Regions from separate parts of the Homo sapiens genome. Here regions 2, 3 and 4 are each linked to region 1. A link is a contact called in ENCODE Hi-C or POLR2A ChIA-PET data. All regions are on one chromosome and are shown on one strand. The core of a region is the stretch at or near the end of the contact, and the rest is flanking DNA. Distances in the headings are between cores, read along the strand shown. Region 1 overlaps RREB1 (ras responsive element binding protein 1). Region 2 has its middle 3.4 kb from the start of MIR4645. Region 3 holds the start of GCNT2 (glucosaminyl (N-acetyl) transferase 2 (I blood group)). Region 4 holds the start of ECI2-DT (ECI2 divergent transcript).

Region 1 (3,350 bases), core at 541-3,040:
AGGAACAAGTTACTTTTAAAAACAAAACAAAAAAAGTGTCATCTAATTGCTCCCATGAAACAATCATATTCATGTCACTTTTGTCCCAATATGCTAGCATATATTGATTTTTAAATGTGTATACTGGTGGGTGCCTTAACCCACTTGTGAATTTCTGGTATTAATAAAGAAATACGAGTGTGAGCTAGAAAACTGTCAATTTTCAGAGCACTGTTTAAAACAGGGCCAAACAGATACATAAATCTATAAGAGCTTTGGATAACAACCACCACTTTGACCTTGGATTACAATGACTAAACTTTCATTTTCTGAAGACTTACAAAAGCTAATCATTTGGGGTAGCTCAAGTTTGAGGGGAGATTCTTTTGTTACTGTTTTTAAAAAGCTCAACTGGATAGTTAATTTAAAAAATATTCAAGTGTCTTTCAGATCCTTCAGAATGAAACTTCAAAATGTTCAACGTAACAGTTTCCTCCCTATTCTGGGTGTGTGCCGAAGTTTTCCTTCCCACCAATTAAGAGAGAAGGCTGGGCCCAACTGAATTATTTGGACAGGAGTTTGATGTCAGTTAAATACCACAGTAACTGGCATTTTCTATCACCTCCAGACTAAAGGACAAATGCCTAATTAACATGGACCAACATGCAGCTTAAACTGGAAAAGTGCCTGTCCTTTTTCTTTCTTTTCTTTTTTTCTGAAAGATTTAGGTCTTTAACATCCTTGAGTTAAAGTGCACAAAGGGTGTCTAATGCCATCTGACTGAGGTGTAAAAGTCTAATTAACTAATGCTTTTTGCAGTGATAGTAAATCAGTTAACATTATTAATCTTCCTGACTAGGCGTAAGTGAGTGAGGAGGGCTATTGAAAAGGAGCTAAACAGTTAGACTGGGTACCCTTGAAAAAGAAAAGGAACTCTGAAAGTGATGACTGATGATACTGAAAATAACTGAGATACTTAAAATCCAACCGCTCGCCGGGCCTACCACCAGGCAAGAGACTCTGAAAGCTGAGGCTGCAGCTCCAGGGCAGGGAGAGGAAGAGGAGGAGCTAGGCGGCCGTGAAATGACTCTCATCTCCCATCCTTCCCTCCCAGCATCACCGAGAGAGACACGACTCTCACGTGCTGGAGGCTTCCCTGCCTTAAATTAACGCTGTACCTTTCCAACTAATGTTTTCAGTAGACCAAACAAAAGTTTGGAGTAGTTTGAGCAAATGACTCCAACAGTGGAGCCAGTTAGGCTAGTTTCAATTCATCAACAACTATCTTAGCATCTGGCTTCTTAGTTTCATCTGCCTATGTGTTTGGCATCCAAAAATGCGCATGCATATCATACTCATGTTAGCAAACCATACTTTATCAAAGGCACTTCCTGCATGTAAACATCTGAAGAGAAAAGGCCAACAGCCAAACAATTTCTGTACCAGGGCTTGGTCTGTCTGTCCTGAGACAATGGCAGTAACTGCAGTCATGCCCTCCACCCTCTTTTCTGGATTCCAACCCTCTATTCCCTGCCTCCCTGTACCCGAGTCTATAAGGCAGCTCCTTCCCTGGGGGCTCAGGGGGGAAGGGAGAGGCATCAGGTCTAGCAGGCACTCTCTTGGTCCCTTGCCTGCTCCTGCCGCCTCCACCCAGGCCTTCCCAGGAAAGCCAGGGGACAGGACTGCTCAACTCCTGACAGCAGCTGGATGTGACGAATTAGCTCTGGGCTTTGGGGAGGGAACTCCCCATGTTGAGGCACTCCCGTCGCCAGATCCTGGGTGATGACCCTAAACCCAGCAAGCTTCCTCCATCTTCTCGAAGAACATCTCAAAGGAGCAGAGTTGGAAAGGGAAGTGAAAGAGGGAGGCCAGGTGCCGCGGTGGCTTCATCTTTTCCCCTCCTCAATATTTCTATCAAGTTTCTGTTTCACTGCCACCTCACATAAGGGGGATATGAACCTATGCATACCTTTTTAATAAAATTCTGAGGCAAACACAACACGTTTGGTTAACGACGGGCTTTCACAAGCCACCTGATAATAAAGAACTCTTGAAAACATCAGGCTTCAGAACTCAGTTCATCCTGAATAAAGATATTTATGCTTTATTTATTGTTTTAAATGTCTTTAGAGGCTGTTATTTGTTACTTTGCACACCATTATACCTAAAAATCACCTCTTCTGTTCAAAAAGGTAGGTTCAAGAGAAAACTTTTCATTTGTACTCCTAAGTTAATTATATATTCATGACCTCCTCCTCAAATAATGTCTCAGGCTGAGGGTAGTGGCTCATGCCTGTAATCCCAACATTTTGGGAAGCTGAGGATAGCGGGTTGCTGGAGCCCAGGAGTTCGAGACCGGCCTGGGCAACATAGCAAGACCTTATCTCTATTTAAAAATAAATAAATAAATAACATCTCTTACAAAATCCTGTTTACTATTATCTCCATATTGCCTAGCCATTGGGATCTGAAGCTACTGAAGGGGGGAGAAATCCTAGCCAATTAAACAATTCTTCAAAACAAACTAAAATCCTTAAGATATAATTTATAACTCATTTCAACTTTTTAAAATACGGGCATTACTGACATCTATAAACAAAGGCAAGAGAGAAGGTGCAGATGAAGTCCCTTTTCAAATCAAACTTCTACTCAAATCAGAATTGTAAAATTGTTTTAGAATTCTTAAAATAAAGTTTGGTGGGTTTTTTCCCCCAGAAACCTGTGTGAGGTCAGTTCCATCAAAAGTCATCATCACCCCTGATCACCTCCTCAGACATGGGAATCTCACTCAGCTGAGACCAACAGTTGGAGGAGGTACTGGTCCCATTGTACAGATGGTCACAGCCCTTTAATTGAGGTCAGCTGACTTGCTTAGTCATATGCCACCTCTCTCACCAGGTCCACCACAGGACAGTAATTTCTCCCTGCCTGTGTAGTAAAAATCCAGCTTTAGTATCAGCAGAAAATCCAAACAATGTGATCTTCCCAAATCCCATTCTTTCCTGTGCTCAGTTGATCCATACTTACTGTCTACCTGTTTTGCTAAGTCCCCTAGAGCAACTTGAAAGGGCTATAAAAGCTTGAAATAAAGATCATGTTAAATGTTTTTGAAAATATACAGATGGCACATAAAACTTAAACGGAATACCTGCTCCCAGTCCCAAGTCCTAGACAAAGGTAGAATACTAAGATGCTTTTCCTGTAGCTAACAAGCACATCAGAAATGAGGCAGTCACCTCCCCTGCCTGCATCTTGGAGAGTTAAGTGGTGCAAGAATGCTGTTGTTGTCAGAACCAGAAGAACAGCAATGAAAGAGGCATCAGCTGTGGAATAACCACAGCTAAGCCACTAGACCCCATTTGAAAAAAAGG
Region 2 (3,350 bases), core at 234-2,733, 4.3 Mb after region 1:
CTACACTGAAGGGCCTGCATGAGCGACGGTGTGGAGGGAGAAGACCCATAAGACAGTTACCAGAGGGACCAGCCCAGACAGAGAAGGGGCAGGGGACAGAGCCATTCAGCTGGAGCCATACTGAAGAGGAGTTGGAACTTTTTCCAGGGCCATCATTTATGATCAGTGGAGTCACATGATCTCCTTGGAGGCTGGGACACTGCTTAATCCTTTCTCATCTCCCCAGAACCTAACCTGATATTTGGCACTGTAATAGAAAGTGCACAACAAATGTTTATTGTCCAAACCAGCGGGGATCTCTGGCTCCGAGGATGATCTGGCAGCAGAAGGAGGCTGGTTTGGGTGTGGGGAAGAGGTAGGGTGGGTCAAACAGAGGTGGGGCCATGAGAAAGGGGCATTCACTCAGAGAACCACTGTCAGCTGGAGAAAAACAAAATGAAACCAAACTATTTTTCCCAGGCCTTGAGGCAGAACTTTCTTTTTCTAGAAGCCAGATGAAAGAAAGAAGAGACCAGGCATGGTGGCTTATGCCTGTAATCCCAGCACTTTGGGAGGCTGGGGTGGGCAGATCACAAGGTCAAGAGATCAAGACCAGCCTGACCAATATGGTGAAACCCCATCTCTACTAACATTACAAAAATTAGCCAGGCATGGTTGCGTGTGCCTGTAATCCCAGCTACTCGGGAGGCTGAGGCAGGAGAATTGCTTGAACCCGGGAGGCAGAGGTCGCAGTGAGCCCAGATCCCGCCACTGCACTCCAGGCTGGGAAACAAAGCAAGCCTCTGGCTCAAAAAAAAAAAAAAAAAAAGTACAGGAAGCAGAGAGGGGGTGAGAGGAAGGGAGAAACAGGGTGGAAGGGGGAGGGGGAGGGAGAGGGGGAGACAGGAAGAGGAGCAAAGATAGCAATTCTTAAGGCCTGTTATCTATTAGTTACCCTTGCCTTGGCGGCAGACACAGCTGAGTCCTAACGCAGACTTTTCCATATCCCCTCTCCCGCCTCAACAGTGATCTCTCCTCCCACTTCGAGAGTTAATTCAGTGCTGCTTTAGCTTTACGCCCCCATGAAAACAGGAAAACGGTTTGCAGCTTTATCATAACCTTGCTTATGTCTGTTGTTGTATGTCTCAAATACCCTGTCCTCAGGAAGGCCCACCAACGCTGGCCGGCCTCCAAGCACCCGGGCCTCTGCTCATGTACAGCTCCTGAACTGCCCTGCCTCTGAGTTACTGTAAGTCCCCGCCCACTCGAGAGCACACGACCAGTCTCACCCCCAATTTTAAAATGGCAGCCCCCTTGCCTTTATTTATAGACAGGTGCTTTCCAATCCTTAAGTGATTTTTTAGTGAACAGGTCATAAAGTTTCCTGTCATGGCATGAGGTGGAGGGGACAGCCCTCAGAGAGGGGTGTGGGGACCGTGGCTGGCGGTCACATCACACCGGCCTCTCCCGCCTGCAGCCTTGCCCTTTGCAGATGACTCAGGTGGGGAAAGCTCAGAAGGAAAGCCACCAAGTCCGGATGCCCCACCCCACACGCAGAATCTAGCTTCTCAGGGAAAGCAAGAAGGGGATGCTTCAGGGGACTTTGCTGAGGCCAACCTTTGGCATCTTTTTTGAAAAGACATTTGTGTCCGTTTGCTCATTTTTTTCATGATCAAGGAGGGTCCTCCCAGGCTGCCCTTGGCGGACCCCTTTCCTTGTACCCCGTCCACCTTGTCCTCTGGCTTCCAGCGGGTCCACTCCTCTTTCCTGCTTCCTAAACCTCGCCCAGAGCCTGCGACCCTCTCACCCTGGCCCAAACTCCCAGACACAGATTTGCAGCAGCGCAGCCAATGATGTTTTCTTTATGTGACTTCCTGGGACACTGCTTAGTGCCTCCTCCCATGTCTTCCTTGGGCTGCAGCATCTCTCAGGGCTCACAGAGGCCCCTCTAACTCCAAGGGGACTTCTTGGTCTGTTTCACAGGCCAGGAGACGGTGTTCGGATACATCCCCGCTGTATGTTTCATCCATGGCAGTCTGGCCTTCCCATGAAGAGCCTCTGTGTGAGCAAATTGAAAATAGGGCTTCTTGCCCCAACCTTCCATGGAAATGGCTATGGTTTCAGTCTCCATAAAGGTTACTTGCTCTTTTTCTGAAAATCCAAAAGGACAGTGTTAACTCTTTGTACAAATTGCACTGGCCATTTGGTCTTAGCGCAAACTTTTTGGACCATGTTTCATTTTCGTTTTGAGGTGAAAGAAAATATCAAAGCCTCCTAGCATTTTGAAACTCCTCAAATATCAAGTGCAAAACTGCTGATGGGATCAAAGATGCCGGCTAAATTCTTGGCCAATAAGATAAGACTCTTTCCTGTCAACTGACAAGCAATACATGAATATGTGCAGGGTAGCTGATAATCTATGAAATTATCGGCTGGGTACAGTGGCTCACGCCTGTAATCTCAGCACTTTGGGAGGCCAAGGTGGGTGGATCACCTTAGGTCAGGAGTTCGAGACCAGCCTGGCCAACATGCTGAAACCCTGTCTCTACTAGAAATACAAAAATTAGCCAGGCATGGTGGCAGGCACCTGTAGTCCCAGATACTTGGGGAGGCTGAGGCAGGAGAATGGCTTGAACTCGGGAGGTGGAGCTTGCAGTGAGCCAAGATCGTGCCACTGCACTCCAGCCTGGGCAACAGGGTGAGACTCCATCTAAAAAAAAAAGAAAAAAAAGAAATTACCACCAATTACTAACTAGTAACTAATAAGTTACTTGAAATGAACTTGATCCTTGTCTTAAACCAGTGGTGGGGTACAGGAAACTTGAAGATTCTTGAGCTGCAGCCCTGTTTTGATTTGTAGTTTTTGTTGCAATATACACCTCTCTACTAGGCACAGGTGACACATGGGAGCTTGTGTCGACATGTGGGAGCCCTGTACAGGGTCCAGACCTTGAGGTGCCAGGCAGCAGAGCCTGTGGCTGGGAATGGGGGTGCGTGGGGCTTATCTTGGGCCTCACATAGGGCCTCAAAGTTAAAATGTTGAAATTATTTCCTAGTAATCTTACTATACTTAGAGTCACAGAGACAGATACACTGAAAAGACGGACAGAAATTACTTTAATGATAAAAGTTAAGCTCATGTTCCATGAAAGAAATGCCATAAGAATGTTTTCTAAATCCTATGCTTAACTTCGGAATAGCGCAATTAGATTGCATTGCATTTTTGAAAGATCACTTGTTAAATACAAAATTTTAAAACATACCACAATATTTGGCACTTCATTTTCTTTATTAAACAAGGAGACTCAGAAAATCATAGTGGCCTGGGCCCATGTGAACCTCTGTGAAAGCCTCCCACAGGGAGAGAGGAC
Region 3 (3,350 bases), core at 609-3,108, 3.4 Mb before region 1:
CTCAGGTGATCCGCCTGACTCGGCCTCCCAAAGTGCTGGGATTACAGTCATGAGCCACACCGCGCCTGGCTGAAAGCTGGTCTTTTCAAGCTCAGTCAAATAACTTTGAGGCAATGCAAGACTGAGCAAAGTTAAATAGCAGCTCAGTTACTAGGCGGAGTCGAGGCCTTAAAGGCACTTTCCGCCTGCGTTTGCACATGAAAAGATATCTGACAACTCCAGGCTTTCCAAGCCAGGGTCTCCGGGAGAAGCCAGAGCTGGAGAACCTCATTCGTTTTAAGTCTAATTTTACTGTTGCAGAAAGTTACCCTGGAGTTGAGGATTGAGTGTATTCTATAAATGGGATATTATGAGAAGCTAGAACAGCAGCCCAATCTCCGTGCCCGAGGCTTTGTTTGTTGTTTTCACCTTTCTGGATGGAGTTTTGCTCTTACCCTCCCGACCTCTATCGCTCAGAAAGTCCTTGATAGGATTTTGAAGTTACAGGAACCAAAAATTACTGCCATAGGTAGAATACTTCCACAAGGGAGACCTCAAGCTTCTGATCACTAAGAATAATTACATGAAAGAATATAGCCTCCCTTCTTCCGATAATTGCAATATGCTGTTCAATCAGAACAGAGTGCAAAGAAACAGATCCTTTACGCTGTAGGGTCCCCAGGGCCTGGGATTACAGTCTCCCTATTTCTTCTGGAAAACCACAGCCTACAGGTAACTACCCTCTATTTGGCCAATCTACTACCAGGTGCAGAAAGACTATTTACAAGTGACGACTCTCAAAGGCCTACATTTAAAAATAAGGAAAACAGAAAAGTAGCTTTGAGTTTGGCAAAACCTGAATTTACTTAGTAGACCTGTCTTTAATATCAGAAGATGGGTTTTCATAGAATGGCAATATGGATCTACTACTTTTCTACATGGCCCAGAGCTTCATTTTCAATTTTACCTATTATCAAATGAGGTTCATACCTCACAGGAATGTTCATACCTCACAGCAACTAATTAAATAAAATACATTTCAGGCTGTGGACGGTGGCTCACGCCTGTAATCCCAGCACTTCAGGAGGCTGAGGCAGGTGGATCACATGGAGTCAGGAGTTTGAGACCAGCCTGGCCAACATGATGAAACCCCATCTCTACTAAAGATACAAAAATTAGCCGGGCTTGGTTGTGCATGCCTGTAGTCCCAGCTACTCAGGAGGCTGAGGCAGGACCCAGGAGGTGGGGGTTGCAGTAAGCTGAGATCGCACCACCGTACTCTCGCCTGGGTGACAGAGTGAGACTATGTCTGGAAAAAAAAAAAAAAATTTAAATGCCAGACAGTACCAAGTACCTTATCAAATTCTGGAAACATTTTCCCTTGCCTGAAGGAACTGAGAAACATAAACCATTAAGTCTGAAGTGAACGTTGTTCTTTCCTACAAAGTTAAAAGTTGTAACTGAGATACAGAAGGATACTAATGATTTAGAGACAGATGGAAAACCCTCGTGCCCAGTAGGCCCATCATGTAATGAAACAACATACAAACATGCTATTCTTTGAAAAAAAAAAAACCTTTGAAAACAGAAATCTCATGACCAAATGACTCATTCAACATTTTTTGGTGTACTTACTTTATGCCCGGCACTGTGCTAGGTTCTGGAAATATAAAACATCCACGCAGCCCATTTGAGTACCAGCCTATTGGACCTTAAACTGCTGTCAGCGATTTAACAGAGGTAACACGAGAAGACCAGCTCCCCGCAGTTTCCTCCCTCCACCAGTTTCCCAGCACGCTGACCTCCACCTACCTCTCTCAGTTCCCAGGAGGGTAAGATTGCCCAGAGGCGTCCAGCAGTGAACACAGTAAGCCTGTTTAAGGTAAACGCAGTTTAACCCTAGCGTTTTAAGTGGAATAACAGAGGCTGGAATGTGAAAGTGGGAAGGTCTGTTTGCTTTCAGTCCCACCCCCAAGGCCTGCCCTAAGAGTCTGAGACAGGAGAACACACGTCTACAGAGAGCCTGCCTAGAGTCTGGATTTTTTAAGCTGCTGGATACCAGGTGCTACCTGACACCAGCTCATCCCCTGCCTCTAGAGTCCTGGAGGGCTTTGAGTTGATCACTTTCCACTCCAGGAATGTTATAAGAAACCGCTCAGAAAGGTAACTGCCCTGGGTGTAACTGGGTTTTTCATGAGGACACTCCAAGATAGACCTCAGGATAATTATTTGGGTGTTTTCCTAAGACTACCCTCCATTTTGCCCCCTTAGAGGCTGCTTTTTCAAGAGGGGAAGTTTTGGATTCCCTCACAGACCCCTCGTGTTTAAGGTTCCACTCTTATGTTTAGTTATTGGTAGGAAATCTTATAGTCTCTGCCCCAGGGTAACCTCTAACAGATTTAGATATGTGTTCTGCTCAAATGCTACCCACACTGGGGAAGGGGAATCCTAAGGTGGCAGCAGAATTTAGTAGAAAATGCCCTGGGCATTTTCAGAAGGCAAGTTCTCTCCTCTCTAATGCAAGCTGTATATCTTGAGCAAGTCACTTCCTCTCTCTGAACCTCTGGCTTTTCCTAGGCCAGGCAAACGGGCTCTTTACATACCCTTTCAGGAATGAACTGATTCCTGTCCCAGGAAACAAGCTAGTCATACCGTGCATTTAGCCATATCCCTCTCTTCTGCCAAACACTTTGCAGTCAGAAGCAGCTTATAAAATTCAGTGGGGATAAAGCAGGGTATGGTGGTGTGCACCTGCAGTTTCAGCTACTAGGGAGGCTGAGGCGGGAGGGTTGTTTGAGCCCAGGAATTCTGAGACCAGCCTGGGCAACATAGTGAGACATCAACTTAAAAAAAAAAAAAAAAAAAGAAAAAATCCAACTGAGTTAAAAAAAATTTTTTTCCAGTCATAAAGCCAGGATAAACTGAAGAAATAGCAAATCAACTTTTTTTTTTTTTTTTTTTTTTTGTGACAGAGCCTTGCTCTGTCACCCAGTGCAGTGTCACAATCTCAGCTCACTGCACCCTCTGCCTCCCAGGTTCAAGCAATTCTCCTGCCTCAGCCTCCTGAGTAGCTGGGACTACAGGCATCCACCACTATGCCCGGGTAATTTTTGTATTTTTAGTACAGAAAGGGTTTCACCATGTTGACCAGGATGATCTTGAACTCCTGGACTCAAGTGATCCACCCCTCTTGGCCTCCCAAAGTGCTAGGATTACAGGCGTGAGCCACCACACCCGGCCCAAATCAATGATTATTTTTCTTTTCTTTTTCGTTTTTTTTTTTTTTGAGACCGAGTTTTGCTCTTGTTGCCCAGGCTGGAGGGCAATGGCACGATCTTGGCTAACCGCAGTCTCTGCCTCCTGGGTTCAAG
Region 4 (3,350 bases), core at 518-3,017, 3.0 Mb after region 1:
CTCTTTAACCAGGAATGTCTGTCTCTTTAACCATCTCCTTTCTCTCAAATGCTGGATATAATGGGGCTTTAGTAAATGACAGCTGGTAGATATGCAAATGATTTCTCCAATAGGAAAAACATTCCTCCCGAGGTTATGGTTTTATTGCTCTATGGGATATTAACCAGTTTTGTTTCTAACTTTGCAATCTATTCCAGCATTCTTTTTTTAACATTGACTATATTAAACTAGTCTTTTAACTTCTTCTTTAGCACCCTGTTGGTTCCCTAATTAATGAGCTAAGTAAATCTTTGACACATGCTCTTTCTATATTTTTAAAATTATAGTTTGAAAAAGATAAGCTAATTTCCCACACCCCACTCTTTTCTGTGGTAGGTATAAGCCTGAGAGTAGTTTGCTTGCATTGCAAAAGGTTTCACTATCAAAATATGCTTACCAGTATGAGATTTAAAAAATATTTCCATGACAGCTGTTTCATCTTCTGGAAATGAATGAGTCTTGTATTATCTGCAATATCTGATTACTGCATTTCCATTACCTCTGAGGTTATCTAACAGCCTTGGAGAGAGTCAAGGTCTCTGAGAGAGGCAGCTCAGCCTACCAACTACCACTTTGTAATATATGGAGAGGCCAGGTGTGGTGGCTCACACCTGTAATCCCAACACTGGGAGGCCGAAGCGGGTGGATCACCTGAAATCAGGAGTTTGAGACCAGTCTGACCAACAAGGTGAAACCCCATCTCTACTAAATACAAAAAATTAGCCGGGCCTGGTGGCGCATGCTTGTAATCCCAGCTACTCGGGAGCCCGAGACAGGAGAATCACTTGAACCCAGGAGGTGGAGGTTGCAGTGAGCCGAGATTGTGCCAGTGCACTCCAGCCTACGCAACAAGACGGAAACTCCATCTCAAAAAAAAAAAAATCTCTTTGGGATAAGCCCAAATTGTTCTATTTGACTTTTGGTGTTGCCCCATCTACACTATTACCCAGATCTACCTGATGAAACTTAATGATAAAGTTACTTGAGACTTGGACTCTGCCCACCTGCAAGCCTCCTGTCTTTGGGGAATTCACCTGATTAATCTTTCTGGGTCTCAGTTTCCACATCAGCTCAACAGGGCAATATGCTCAACAGGGCAATTTCCACATCAGCTCAACAGGGCAATATCATTTTCCTTACAGGGTTGTCCAAAGACTTACAATTAGCCTGGCTCACTATAGGTAGTCCACAGGTGTCAGCTACATAAATCTAAAACTCCTAGGCATGCTTGGATGGGACAACTTGGGCACAGAATTTAGAGGGGTGGTTTTGTTTCGTTTTGTTCTGTTTTGTTTTTTGGTTCTCTGGGAACTGGACAAGGTGACACAGCCAAGGCCCTTCCAACTCTTAAGAATTCTTCCCCAAAGAAAATACTTTGCAAATGCCTCAGCAGAACTCAAAAATATCCACAAACTCTTCACTGACACTAAAAACTTGGGTACTCCAAAAATCACTTCTGACCCCCAGGCGTCCTACCAGGTCTGCAAACCTTCGATTTGGGGATGCATGACCTAGCAGCTTTTAAGCATACGCCCTCAATTGTTACCCCACCTCCCGGCTCAGGGCTGGCCCTCGGGATGCAGCGACCCCTCCTCGCCAGGCTCCGCGGGACTCCGGGCAGGGCGCTCAGTGCTCCGGCAGCCACAGGGTTCGCAGAGCTGAGGTCCGCCCGAGAGAGCAGCCGCGCCTCCAGCTCGCAGTTACTCGGAGCCAGGCCGGGGAGCATCTGTGCCCCGCCCCACGCGCCGCGCAAGTCCTCCCGGGATCACCCTCCCCGCGCCGCGAACCCCCCGCACTTCCTCCACTCCCGGGTGATACCCGGCCTCGCTCCGGCCCCGCCCCCGCATCTGAGCCCCGACTCCTAACCGCCTAGAGCTCCCGCCCCGCCCACGCACCGACCCCCCCGGCCCCACCCCCGAGCCCCCGCAGCCCCAGAGGAGGCCACGGGCTAGCGATGGCGAATGCGGCGTGGCTACGCTCTCAGCCTGGCCCCGCCCCAACCCTGGCCCCGCCCATGCCCCAGGCTCCTGCCTGGGCTCTGCTCTCGGCCCCGCCCCGCACCCAAGCCCCGGCCCCACCCCCGAGCCCCCGCAGCCCGGGAGCCTAGGCCCCGCCCCCGAGTCCCGGCTCCACCCCCGAGACCCGGCCCCACCCCCGAGCCCCCGCAGACCGAGCTAGGCCCCGCCCCCGAGACCCGGCCCCACCCCCGAGCCCCCGCAGCCCTAGAGCCGCCCAAGGGATGGCGATGGCGTACTTGGCTTGGAGACTGGCGCGGCGTTCGTGTCCGAGGTAAGCTTGGAGTCCCGGCCGTTCGGCCCATGGTCGCCCGCAGGATACCGCTGTCCAGGCGAAGGTCGCCGCCGTTGGAAGACCCTCCTTCCCTATTGTCTAGGTGGCAACAGGATTTTGCTTTGCTGGTTTTCCGGTGAGGTAGTGCTAAAAAGTGACGACCTCACGCGCGCCCTCCTGCACCGCTGGGCCCGGAGTGGTCAGGATGGGCGCGTCGGGAGGTCAGGGCTATGGTTCCCTGTCAGCAGTCCCCAAGGTCTCCGCCTGCCTCCGCGCACGCTCCCATCCTCCTGGGGCCGGACTCCGGGCGGGTGAGCCGCCCCAGCTGAGCACCCGGGCCTGCACTTCCCAGCCGGGCTGCTTCTGGGGTGCAAAGCGTCGCTTGCTAAAAGCGAGGTAAACGCAAGCCGTTATCACTCGTGTGGACTTAACACTCTGCTTCTTGGAGAACACGTATGCTATAAAGTGAAATGGCCGGGTACAGAGTAACGGCTAAGAAGCACGCTGCACCTCCCTGGGGTCCCGGGAACCCGCACGAATCTGTGCATAGGGAACAAAACCGAAACACGGTGGTGGCCTTGAAGTGGTAGAATTATGAGTGATTTTCCCGACTTTATGTATTTTCTTAAATGGTCGTGTTTTTGCTATTTGTTTTTAAAACTCACGCTTTATTTAAAAATAAATTTGTTCCACATTTTGTGGAAACTTGTACATTTCGGCTTTCTGTGGATATTTTAAATTTTTCTTTCGTTTTCTACGTGGAATTTGCCATATAAGATGCAGTTTTTCCCTTTACAGAAAATCATTTTAATGTAAAACTTACTCTAGGCTGATCTTACTGAATCAGTTACTAATAGTCCAAAGTTTGAACCTAGAGTTCATTGCACCATTTTCGAGTTACATAATTGTGTTTGTGTGTTAGGTTTGGGCTTTGTAACCTGTATTATTTTAATCATCTTTTTTGCCATTAACTCTATTATTCAGTGTCATCGTCGTGAACTCCATTTTTAGCTTGTGGCCTG

The links. A loop is a pair of places that touch in the nucleus more often than their neighbours do. ChIA-PET counts read pairs that join two places held with the same protein, here RNA polymerase II (POLR2A). Pooled maps may share reads with other maps.
Region 2: a loop to region 1 is called in a map with no recorded cell type, with 15 times the contacts of the local background. The contact joins two enhancer-like sites. A Hi-C loop is called at or near these places in 1 of 37 single-sample maps with no recorded cell type and 3 of 50 pooled maps. POLR2A ChIA-PET finds 5 or more read pairs at or near these places in 1 of 52 experiments (naive thymus-derived CD4-positive, alpha-beta T cell).
Region 3: a loop to region 1 is called in a map with no recorded cell type, with 14 times the contacts of the local background. The contact joins the promoter of GCNT2 here to the enhancer-like site in region 1. A Hi-C loop is called at or near these places in 2 of 37 single-sample maps with no recorded cell type and 3 of 50 pooled maps. POLR2A ChIA-PET finds 5 or more read pairs at or near these places in 1 of 52 experiments (Panc1).
Region 4: a loop to region 1 is called in a pooled map, with 2.9 times the contacts of the local background. The contact joins the promoter of ECI2-DT here to the enhancer-like site in region 1. A Hi-C loop is called at or near these places in 1 of 168 maps with a recorded cell type or tissue (naive thymus-derived CD4-positive, alpha-beta T cell), 1 of 37 single-sample maps with no recorded cell type and 6 of 50 pooled maps. POLR2A ChIA-PET finds 5 or more read pairs at or near these places in 1 of 52 experiments (BJ).

The regions. Positions count from the first base shown.
Region 1 is chr6:7,135,476-7,138,825 of GRCh38, reverse strand. All of the region lies in intron 1 of RREB1 (ras responsive element binding protein 1), which reads right to left. Among named protein-coding and RNA genes, the nearest start is that of RREB1, 29 kb to the right of the region's middle. RefSeq lists an enhancer at 1,745-1,814. Within about 2 kb of position 1,790, at least 32 of the 41 ENCODE cell types and tissues checked have a DNase peak (open chromatin) inside an H3K27ac peak, as active enhancers do.
Region 2 is chr6:2,855,789-2,859,138 of GRCh38, reverse strand. It overlaps the pseudogene SERPINB9P1. Among named protein-coding and RNA genes, the nearest start is that of MIR4645, 3.4 kb to the right of the region's middle. RefSeq lists an enhancer at 1-560. Within about 2 kb of position 1,483, at least 23 of the 41 ENCODE cell types and tissues checked have a DNase peak (open chromatin) inside an H3K27ac peak, as active enhancers do.
Region 3 is chr6:10,519,859-10,523,208 of GRCh38, reverse strand. GCNT2 (glucosaminyl (N-acetyl) transferase 2 (I blood group)) reads right to left here and starts at 1,858. Exons shown (of 5, transcript NM_145649.5): 1 at 1,792-1,858. It overlaps LOC101928146 (a long non-coding RNA gene), which reads left to right and starts at 1,803. Exons shown (of 3, transcript XR_001743961.2): 1 at 1,803-1,861. RefSeq lists enhancers at 1,512-1,571, 3,292-3,350.
Region 4 is chr6:4,134,489-4,137,838 of GRCh38, reverse strand. ECI2-DT (ECI2 divergent transcript) reads right to left here and starts at 1,767. Exons shown (of 4, transcript NR_103764.1): 1 at 1,591-1,767; 2 at 437-478. ECI2 (enoyl-CoA delta isomerase 2) reads left to right here and starts at 2,264. Exons shown (of 10, transcript NM_206836.3): 1 at 2,264-2,328. The coding sequence starts at 2,279. RefSeq lists silencers at 1,709-1,918, 2,079-2,218.